Regions from separate parts of the Homo sapiens genome. Here region 2 is linked to region 1. A link is a loop called in an ENCODE intact Hi-C map of the cell type or tissue named here. Cell type or tissue: PC-9. All regions are shown on one strand. Each heading gives the region's core, and the rest is flanking DNA. Links, peaks and the distances in the headings are about the cores only.

Region 1 (5,390 bases), core at 220-5,219:
ATTCGGAACCTTTGTCTTATCCAGCTTAAATCCCTGTCACTCCTTAGCAGGGACTCAGGAGGAGGAGTTATGAGGAATGTGGTAAATGATGATGCGTATTCCCTTGTGGGGAAAAGCAGCAAATGCCACAGTGTCCCTGCCATGCTCATGCTCTCCTTAGTTATGGAATTGCTGATTCCTGGGAGTTGAAAGGATCACCTAGGTTATTCCCTCTCACTCAGTTGATGTTGGAATCCCAGCTACAAGGTGCCTCACAAGAGCCCCTCCCATCCCATCCCTCTTTGGATGTTTCCACTGATGGCGAGTCTCCAATCCCTGGAGGCAGCCCAGCCTAATAATAAGCCTGCATCTATTTATTTATTTTTTTGGGTTATTAGAAATGTGTGGTAATGTGGTCTAAATGAATATTGAATTGATAGCCATCTCTTGAAAAATAGCAGAATGTCATGTCCCCATTATTTCCTAGGAATTCTCAGGGAAAATGTGTGTATTCTCCACATTCGTGAAGGTGGCCACTTGTAATAACCACCTCCAGCTGCCAAGGCTTGAAACAGTAGCTGCTATAGAGGTCGCAGGACACTTTGCATTCCCCAACCCTAAGCAACAGCAGGCTGCCGGCTCCCACACTCTCTCCCTCTCCCTTGATTCATGATGAGTTGAGTTAAAAGAGCACCATCTTCTTCATGGCACCTAGCAGGGCTGTGGATGGTCTTAACATTGACAGGCTGCAACCCATCCTAGGGATCCCTGCTTTGCTCCCCTCATGGGGATGGAAAGAATCAACTTTATCCCTTCAGAGGGAACTAAGGTCTCCTTATCCAACAAGCCCCCTTCATGCCATGGAAGGAGGCTCAGAATAATGAAGTTGCACACACGCGCGCACACACACACACACCCCATTTCAATATGAAGCATTTGGATTAATGCACTGCCTTTGGTCAGTTTCCTGAGAAGCCCTCGAGATGATAATTCAAGTGCAAGTGATTTATTAGGGGAGAGTTCCCAGGACGGCCTAGCAGAGGAGCTCAGGAAGCAGGAAAGGAAAGGGGAAGACATCAAGCAAGGTACAATCTCAGTCAGTCAGTGTGCAGCCTCAGTCTGATCCCACAGGGAGTCTATAGAGAGGAAATTACACCTTAGAGTTCATTCAGACTCGAGGCAAGGTGGCTAAGGGTTCATATTCTTTATTACAGTCCATCACTGGCATGGGCCACTCCAGCAGGTTGCAAACTCGGGTGCTTCCAGCTCTCTGAGCTCCTGGGCAAAGTGGCTCTAGTAGTCCAAGGGCACTGCCTGTTAGATACAAAGGCACCCAGAAGCCAGGGAAGGGATACACAGAAATGTAAAAGGGATCTGAGAGGATCTGGCCAGAGCATCAACATGTCCACTCATTCACTTGTGTCATCCCCAAACAATGGGTTTTATTGGCCCAGACGTGATGTACTTCTAACATAACTTACTTGGTATCTGTATAGTAAGAAACAGTCAACAATCTTTTAATAAACTCTGGGGTAGGGTGGGACTGGGAAGGTTCTGCCTCATGCCACACCCCAGTGCATAATCCAGTCTAAGTCCTCCAGTCTAAGTCCACACTGGCTGTTTGGTATACATTCACATTTCGATGGACACTGTTCAAGTAAATTCTTGAAGCCACTTTATAGTGGCTGCTGCAAAGTCTTGTTTGCTGCGCCTCTGTCGGCATATGAGCTTGGTCACATCCCCTCCACTAGAATTTTCTATCCAGCTGCCCATCAAGACTAGTCAAATCAATCACCTCCCAAAAGATGATAAAGATTTTTATAAGCAAGTCTGGAGCACGTCTCTCCGTTCTGCAGATGATGGCATCTCTTGGAAGGTAGATATTATATGCAAAATCACCCACATAAAACTCCTCTGCAAACACAAATCCAAACCCAAATAAAGCTGCTCTTACTTCCCTTTACAGTAAACAATCCAAAATCTATAGGACTATCAAATCAGGTCTTTATCTTTGTGGGTGTGCTTGCATTTAATTTTCTACTAATAACTACAAGACCCCTGGTGCTCCATCATTTTATGCCCAGGAACCTATAACATGGCAAGGAAATCTCAAGACATTGCCATTTCAATTTTATCCAAGTTTTAATGGCCCAGCATTAGGTCCTGTTTATTTTCTCTCGCTTTTTTTCCTCCCTGGAGTAAACAAAAGCATATGTTCCTTTCACCTTCTCCCTGTAACACCTAAAAAGGCAGGCAAGAGAAAACCCCAGGGAACATCACTCTTAAGTCAAACCAGCCCACACAAGTTGGACTCTCATGTCTGTTTAAAAGAGTTTATCCTGTTTCCTCTGACACCCCTTCTAATCTCTGGCACACAGTGGTAGGCATTCAGTAAGACTGGGCTCCTGGGTCCTTCCTCTTTCCCCTTCAGTAACTCAGGTTCTACCAAATTTCCTCTTCCACATTCTCTATCAGCCCTCGTCTCTTGCCTTCAGAACTTGTTTCTCTGTTTATCTATCTGGTTGTCCACTGCTCCCATGGAGACAAACGAATGAATGAGACTATATTTTCGAGCACTTACTATGTACTGGGAACCTTCTACCTATCACCTTATTTTAATCCTCACACATTCTCCTGTAAAGTATCATTATTTTCCCATGAAAGCTAAGGTACAGAGAAGGTCAGTGACTTTTCCTAGATCAAGTAGCCAGGAGAGAAGTAGGATGTGACATGGAAACCAAGTTTGGCTGAATCTAAGTGTAATAATTTCTGACCCCTGCAGTTTCCATTTTCTAGACTATGCTTTGGGTCTTCAACTTCCACGCCAACACCAGAGGATAAGTATTTGAGACCCCCACATTGGTCATCCAACTATGAAAAAATTCTCATTTTAAGCATATACAGCTTAAAAAAAGAATCAACTTCATGTATTTGGAAAACCGTAAGTGCCATCTTCCATCATTCAAAAATGTCTGTAACAGACCAGCATTATTGACAGTTCTGAGCTAGACCGAAGGAACTCTTTTCTATGACTTCAACAGAAATATTTTGTTATTACAATGTTTGCAAACATTTTTAAGGTATTGTTCAGTCAAATGATAGTCCCTATAGCTTGCAACTCAAAATATCATGGTGGTGAAATACTCATTAGTCACCTGCTATAACTTCAATGGAATGTGCTAGGACACGGAGTTTGTAAAAGCAGATATTGTCTTGTTAAGCTGTCAGGTCCCATAATGTACAGCCTCACGCAAGGACACTGTCATCAGGAAAAAGGCTTAGATTATGTGCTCCAAGTACACCAAGAAACTGGTTTCTGGAAACCCGACTTTTCAATGAACGCTTGTTAAAGCAGAGTTAATGTGTTTCCTACTGTTATAACAATGACGTGTGAGTCACATATGTGGTTTCGAGATTCCTAAACTGGATCTGCCTGGCTGCTGATGTAATCAGAAATAACCTCTGGCTGTTTGAGACTATAATATTCTGGAGGAAAACTGCCCAGCTGATGCAACTGCTGATTTTTGTTAACGCTATCACCAACATTCCCAGCATTCAAAATTCTTTAAGATATTATTATTCATTAATACTTTGTTTTAGATATTATTATTCATTAATACTTTGTTTTCATTTGGAAAATTTATTTACTATCAAAGCAAAATATTTTTGGGATTCAGCCTGTAAATTTATCTTAATTCTCACTGTCCTCACTGTCTGAAGGTCCTTTGTTATTGGGGAAAAGAATGTGGGGTTAGGTGTCAGGCAGATTTGCACTTGAATTTCAGCTCTGTCACTTACCTGTGTGATTTCAGAGAGGTTACTGAACCTCTCTGAGCCTTGAGTTTCTAATTTGGAAAAACAGGAAATTATTCCTATCTCACAATGTTCTGAAAATAAAGTTAGACATAGAGCAGCATTTGGAAAAACAAGAGAGTACAACATAGACAACCAGGTATTTGGACCTAGGCTTGCCTCTAGGGAGCCTGGCTTGATGAATCTGCTGGGTTTTGAGCCCTGTGGGCCCTCCAGCTGGGCTGTCCTCCCCAAGCCCTAAACAAGGGATTCATTCAAACTCCCTAGGTCTTCACAGAAAGCAAGAGAAAAATGATGAGAGGAGGTTGTTGAGCCAGTTGCTTGCAAGAGCAGTCTTTCCTATGGGATGCCATCAGTCAGTTGTTAAGTTTACAAAGCAGCAGGAATATGTAACTGAGAATTTTGACTTTCAAAATTTCTATGAGCAGCCTCTTGGTATCAGAACAAGAAGATGGCAGTTGTGAAAGGAAGAAGATCATGAAAATGCTGCAATTTCAGAGGGGCAGAGATCAGGGCAGAAAAAGAAATCATAAGCTTCCTGACACCTGAGGCTGATTCGTTAAGCAGGAAAGAGGAGGATGCTTACAAGGTGTTTCAACCACCAGGGACCCAAAAGGTGGGAGTGTAAATTAGTTCAACCATTGTGGAAGACAGTGTGGTGATTCCTCAAGGATCTAGAACTAGAAATACCATTTGACCCAGCAATCCCATTACTGGGTATATACCCAAAGGATCATAAATCATCCTACTATAAAGACACATACACACGTATGTTTATTGCAGCACTATTCACAATAGCAAAGACTTGGAACCAACCCAAATGCCCATCAATGATAGACTGGATAAAGAAAGTGTGGCACATATACACCATGGAATACTATGCAGCCATAAAAAATAATGAGTTCATGTCCTTTGCAGGGACATGGATGAAGCTGGAAACCATCATTCTCACTAAACTAACACAAGGACAGAAAACCAAACAAACACTGCATATTCTCACTCATAAGTGGGAGTTGAACAATGAGAACACATGGACACAGGGAGTGGAACATCACACACTGGGGCCTGTCAGGGGGTGGGGGGCTAGGGGAGGGATAGCATTAAGAGAAATACCTAATGTAGATGACAGGTTGATGGTTACAGCAAACCACCATGACACACGCATACCTATACATGCATACCTATGTAACAAAAACTGGACGTTCTGCACATGTACCCCAGAACTTAAAGTATAATAAAAAAGAAAGAAGCACAAAGGATTTGCTCTGAGGACCACACCACAGTACCTGTGTCCTTAGTCACCTTCCAGTTAGAAAGCATTTCCATATATACCATGCATTTTCAGCCTCGCCCCACACTATGAGTCAGGAATCCCATTTTGAGAGATGAAAAACTACAGGCACAGAAACCCTGGATGACCTAAAAATTCTCTGTGAAATCACGCTAGATAAATAGCCACATGTTGCTGCAGTGCGGTAAGTGTCCTTTGGTTTAGACTTCTTTCTTAATTGCATCATGAAATTGAATTATATCCCGAAGACCTGGGAAAGAGCAGAAGATGTTATGCAGTTTATAAAGTCTTTTCATGTTTTTGGTGT
Region 2 (5,390 bases), core at 108-5,107, 290 kb after region 1:
AACAGGGGAGCACCTGGAGCCATGGGACTAGTGATAATGCTTTTGAAGTAGACAGCCTCCCAAGTCTCTCTAAAAAGGGCCCTTGGTCTTGGTTCTGTAGCAAGAGGGTCCTCCTGATTTCTACAGATGTGTCTTACTTACGTGGGTACATGTGGATACATATGCACATTACAGGATGTTTAAAGTCCTTCAATATTGATTTGTGTATAAAATCTCTCCAAGGAAGGCAAACAATGGGCAAAACTGGGCTTACCCAGAGTTCAGTATCAAAATTGCAGATGACGGTTGTCAATTTTTCTACAGAGAGCTAGAAGCATTGGAGTCCATGACATAAGACATAGCATCTGTGAAAACAGGGACTGGCCTATGGGTGGATCTCTTAAAAATGTTGATGCTTTCTATTTCTATGAGGAAATCTGCTGTGAGACACTTATTTCATTCTGTGAATGTCAAAATTAGGTGACCTGTTAAGCTCCTTTCTGCTCTGGCAGAGACTTAAGTTTTAAATTAAACTTAAGTGTCGAAGGGCTAAGTGACCCATCCAAGGTTGTACAGAGAGTTATTAGAATCCTGAGATAGCAAGGTCTAGTGGAAAAACATTCAAAGTGGGTTAGTTTGTCTTTGTTTTGCCATCACACAGAAATCCACATATGGGGGCCCTAATGATAAATCAGTTAACTATTCAGATATAAGATTATTTTTCAACTCAATAATATAAAAGTTGTTTTTGGCCAGGCACATTGGCTTACACCTCTAATCCCAGCACTTTGGGAGGCCGAGGCAGGTGTATCACTTGAGGCCTGGAGTTCCAGACCAGCCTGGCCAACATGGTGAAACTCCATCTCTACTATAAATACAAAAATTAGCTGGGTGTGGCAGCACACACCTGTAATCCCAGCTACTTGGGAGTCTGAGGCAGGAGAATCACTTGAACCCGGGAGGCAGAGGTGCAGTGAGCTGAGATTGTGCCACTGCACTCCAGCCTGGGCTACAGAGTCAGACTTTGTCTCAAAAAAAAAAAATTGTTTTTAAGAATTACTTAATTGACTTTATTTATGAAAAGACAAAACAGATTTCCCTGAGTGTAAGTCTTGTGCTGGTCCGTGCTCAGTCTAAGTTGGTGAGAATATTGATGTGTTCAGACAGAATGGGTTTGGAAAGAACAGGTATTCATGGAGGACTCCTCCAGGTTAATTCCTAATTACATCAAAGAGTGTTGTTTTCACCTGTAGCCAGTCAATCATGAAAGAAGGATTTCTATAGAACCAGATAGGGCTAAACATGATCTAGAATTTGGCCATAGGATTCAACAGAAATCTCAACTTACCATCCAGAACTTTTCATGAGTAGCCATAGTGTGTTTTTCAGCTTCATTTTTCTACAATTGAGTCAGGCTAAGCAGGGAAGGTGCTTGATAATCATACCTACCCTCAGGCGCCCATTCCAAGCACATCATAGCAACAGGATGGCCTGTCCTTTGATCAAAATCTGAAAATTTTTTCTGGATTGTTTCATTTCATTTATATCATATATATCAGTCAAGGTTCTCCAGAGAAAGAAGACCAATAGTATCTAACTATCCATCTATTTATCTATTAATCTATCTATCCACTCCTCCATCTATGTGTGTATGTATATACACACATGTATATATACATATATGTATATATGCATGTATGTGTGTATTTGTATGTGTATACACACGTACATATCTCATTTGCCTCATTGAATTGTGAGGCTAGCAGGTCTGAAATCCATAGGCTAGGCTGGCAGACTGGAAACTCAGCCAAGAATTGATGCTGCAGTCTTGAGTCAGAATTTTGTCTTCTCCAGGAAAATTCAAGTTTTGCTCTTAACGCCTTCAACTGATTAAATGAGGCCCAGTTCTTTCCTTTACTTAAGGACAAGTGATTTCCTTTACCTCTTCAAAATACCTTCACAGCAACGTCTAGATTAGTGTTTGCTTAAATAACTGAGCTGACACAAAAAACTAACCATCATGCCAAGTTTCTGCCATTTTTCAAAATCTGTGATTCGACTGGATTTAAGAAAATTTAGTCACACGAGGACAGTACTTTTTTCAGCTGCCATAAGCTCAATACATCTACCCAAATCAGTCACGCTCTTGTTTTTTTCCTTGTAATATTGAGTTTAGTGTGCCCGGATGTCTTGTCACATCAATTAGGAAGCAAAAATGTATGAGTCATGGAGCATGCGGCAGAGTGAATTTTCAAGTCCCCTGAACAGGTTTTTATGACCCAGCCATCTGATTGCCCTAAAATAAACCCAACTGCCATGTTCCGCCTCACCTTTTCCCAAATGCCCCATGGCCTGGAGATGACTCAGGGCCCAAGAATGAAGAAAATAATCAGAATCTCAATCACTTCCTCTATCACATCTTCAGTGAGCCTGACTTACAAAACAGAAACTCTCCAGAAGAATAAGGCAGTGAAAGCTGAACCCAGCTACCTTCTTCTTGGATATGAACAAATAATTATAATATTCTTTCCCTTTCATGGAAGGAGCCCATCTGTGTCAAGGGAACTCAATTTTTCTGCATTTAGCTTGCATGTCTCAGATGCCATGTTGGCAGGTGGACAGCCCTGTTATTTGTTGTGTGCTAGCTAATTGTACAAGATCCTCAAACGCAAAATGAAAAAGACAGTTTGGGCACAGTGGCTCACGCCTGCAATCCCAGCACTTTGGGAGGCCGAGGCAGACAGATCACCTGAGGTCAGGAGTTTGAGACCAGCCTGACCAACATGGAGAAACCCCGTCTCTACTAAAAATACAAAATTAGCCGGGTGTGGTGGCGCATGCCTGTAATCCCAGCTACTGGGGAGGCTGAGGCAGGGGAACTGCTAGAACCTGGGAGGGAAAGGTTGCAGTGAGCTGAGATCATGCCATTGCACTCCAGCCTGGGCAACAAGAGTGAAACTCCGTCTCAAAAAAAAGAAAAAGAAAAGAAAACAAAAGAAAAAGACAGAAAACAGCTAGTTCTAAGGAGAATATGGAGCAACCATCAAACACGGTTGAGAAGCATATAAACCAAGTACAACAATTTTGAAAACCTGTGTATATATACACACACACACCGTAGGAGAGGAATTGCTAGGGAATAAAGTACTTATAACTTTGTAAGTAATGTGTGTGTGTGTGTGTGTGTGTACACATACCCTAGAAGACCTATATATATGTGTGTGTGTATATGTATATGAGACCTATAAGACTGGGGAGGTGTGTGTGTGTATATATATATATAGGTGTACATAGGTATGTATATAGTTGGACACACACCTATATGCATACCTATATACATAGTATTAGTCTGTTCTCCTGCTGCTAATAAAGACATACCTGAGACGGGGTAATTTATAAAGGAAAGAGGTTTAATTGACTCACAGTTCAGCATGGCTGGGGAAGCCTCAGGAAACTTACAATCATGATGGAAGGGGAAGCAAACATGTCCTTCTTCACATGGTGGCAGCAAGGAGAAGTGCCAAGCAAAAGGCGGAAAAGGCCCTTATAAAATCATCAGATCTCATGAGAACTAACTCACTATCACAAGAACAGCAGCATGGGGGTAACTACTCTCATAATTCAATTACCTCCCACTAGGTCCCTCCCATGACACATGGGGATGATGGGAAATATAATTCAAGATGAGATTTGGGTGGGAACACAGCCAAACTATATCATACACCTATATACACACACATACACACCACCCCCAGGAGAGGAATTGCTGGGGAATAAAGTGTTTAAAACCTTGTAAGTAATGTGTATGTGTGTGTGTGTATGTGTGTGTGTGTGTATATATATATATGTATATATATATATATATACACAGACAGAGAGAGAGAGAAAAAAGTCATGGCAAAAACCACAATTACTTTTACACCAACCTAATATATATGAGACCTATAACACTGTGGGGTGTGTGTGTGTATATATAGATATAGATATAGATATAGATATAGATATAGATACAGATATAGATGGATATAGGTATGTATATAGGTGGACACACAGCTATATACATATCTACACACACACACACCCCCATCTCTCTCTCTCCATGTATATATATGGAGACACATGTATATATCAAACAGAAATGCACACACACTGAAATGTTCATAGCGATGTTATTCATAATAGCCAAAAGCTGGAAACAACTCAAATGTCTATCAATAATAGAATGGATAAATTAATATAGTCACACATTGGACTACAATGATGAGAATGAGAATCTGCAGCTACATGCAACATTAGGGAAGAATTTTATAAAATAATATTGAGCCAAAGAAGCCAGGCTCACAAAAAAAGAAGATATTGTATGATTCCATTGATAGAAGCCATAAAAACAGGCAGAACCAATCTATGGTAGAGGAAGTTGACACATGGTTACCATTGAAGGGAGCATAATAACTGGAAAGGGTCAACTGGGGGCTTCTGCGCTGGTGGATTATATTTACTTTTCTTATCACTGCCTAATAAATTACCCCCAAAACTTAGGGGCTTAAAACAACAATCATTTCATTATATCTCATGATTTTGTGGGTCAGAAGTTTGGTCAGGGCTCAGGTGGGTGATTCTTTTGCTCCATGTGGTTTTGACAGGGGTCACTCAGTGGTCTTTAGCTGGCAAATGGGCTGCTTTGCAGGGTCCAAGAAAACTCTCCTAACAAATTTCCTGCTTTGTCAGGGATCACCAGAAGTCTGGGTTCCACTGGAACTGTCAACAGGAGTGCCTATATGTGGCCTCTCCAACATGGCAGTCTCAGAGTAGCTGGACCTCTTATGTAGTATTTCAGAGCTCCTGGAGAGGGTTTCCAAGAGACCCAGGGAGAAGCTGCAAGGTTTTTTATGATCTAGCCCTAGCAACATTTCCGCTTCATTCTATGGTCAAAGAAGTCATTAAAGCCAGTCCAAATTCAAGGGGAAAAGAGGAAGAATTCCACTTCTCCAGGAAAAGGACATTAATATACTTGGAGGAAATGAACTGATGGCAGTCATCTTGGAGACAGGTGACCAGAGGGAATGTTCTGCTTTTTGATTTGGGTGTTAATTATAGGCTCTATTCAGGTTGTGAACATTTATCAACCTGTATACTTCTAGGTGCCCTTTTCTATGTGTATATAATTTTAATAAAATATTGCAATCTAAACAGACTTACCAAGCAGAATAACCTTTGGAACAGACAGGTCCCATTTGGACAGGTCCCATCTCTGTGGCTGGATGGATACTCCTGCTTCACTGGAGTCACATGGCCCCTCAGCATTTCTGTGACCTTGGGTTACATAGGTGTGAAGGTCAGGCCTCTTGCTCTGTTAGGGTCTCCGTTTCAATGACAAAAGAAAACATTTATTTGGATTACTGTGAGGAAGA

The links. Hi-C counts contacts between places; a loop is a spot of excess contacts. Peaks named below come from ENCODE experiments on the same cell type or tissue, not always from the same donor. Only the 100,000 strongest peaks of a DNase experiment are listed, where the experiment ranks them.
Region 2: it touches region 1 in a loop (5-fold over the local background); 16 of 110 quality-filtered maps call a loop at or near these places.

Annotation. Positions count from the first base shown.
Region 1 is chr9:108,047,249-108,052,638 of GRCh38, reverse strand. It overlaps LOC105376214 (a long non-coding RNA gene), which reads left to right. Exons shown (of 6, transcript XR_007061722.1): 6 at 2,762-5,390. Among named protein-coding and RNA genes, the nearest start is that of KLF4, 560 kb to the right of the region's middle. RefSeq lists an enhancer at 1-258. In PC-9, for the core only: no CTCF peak of the experiment used is centred there; a DNase peak (open chromatin) is centred at 3,288; H3K4me3 peaks cover 356 bases; H3K27ac peaks cover 2,755 bases.
Region 2 is chr9:107,752,340-107,757,729 of GRCh38, reverse strand. It overlaps LOC105376208 (a long non-coding RNA gene), which reads right to left. Exons shown (of 7, transcript XR_930229.2): 2 at 5,179-5,339. Among named protein-coding and RNA genes, the nearest start is that of KLF4, 270 kb to the right of the region's middle. RefSeq lists enhancers at 2,168-2,462, 1,601-2,800. In PC-9, for the core only: no CTCF peak of the experiment used is centred there; a DNase peak (open chromatin) is centred at 2,279; H3K4me3 peaks cover 539 bases; H3K27ac peaks cover 3,962 bases.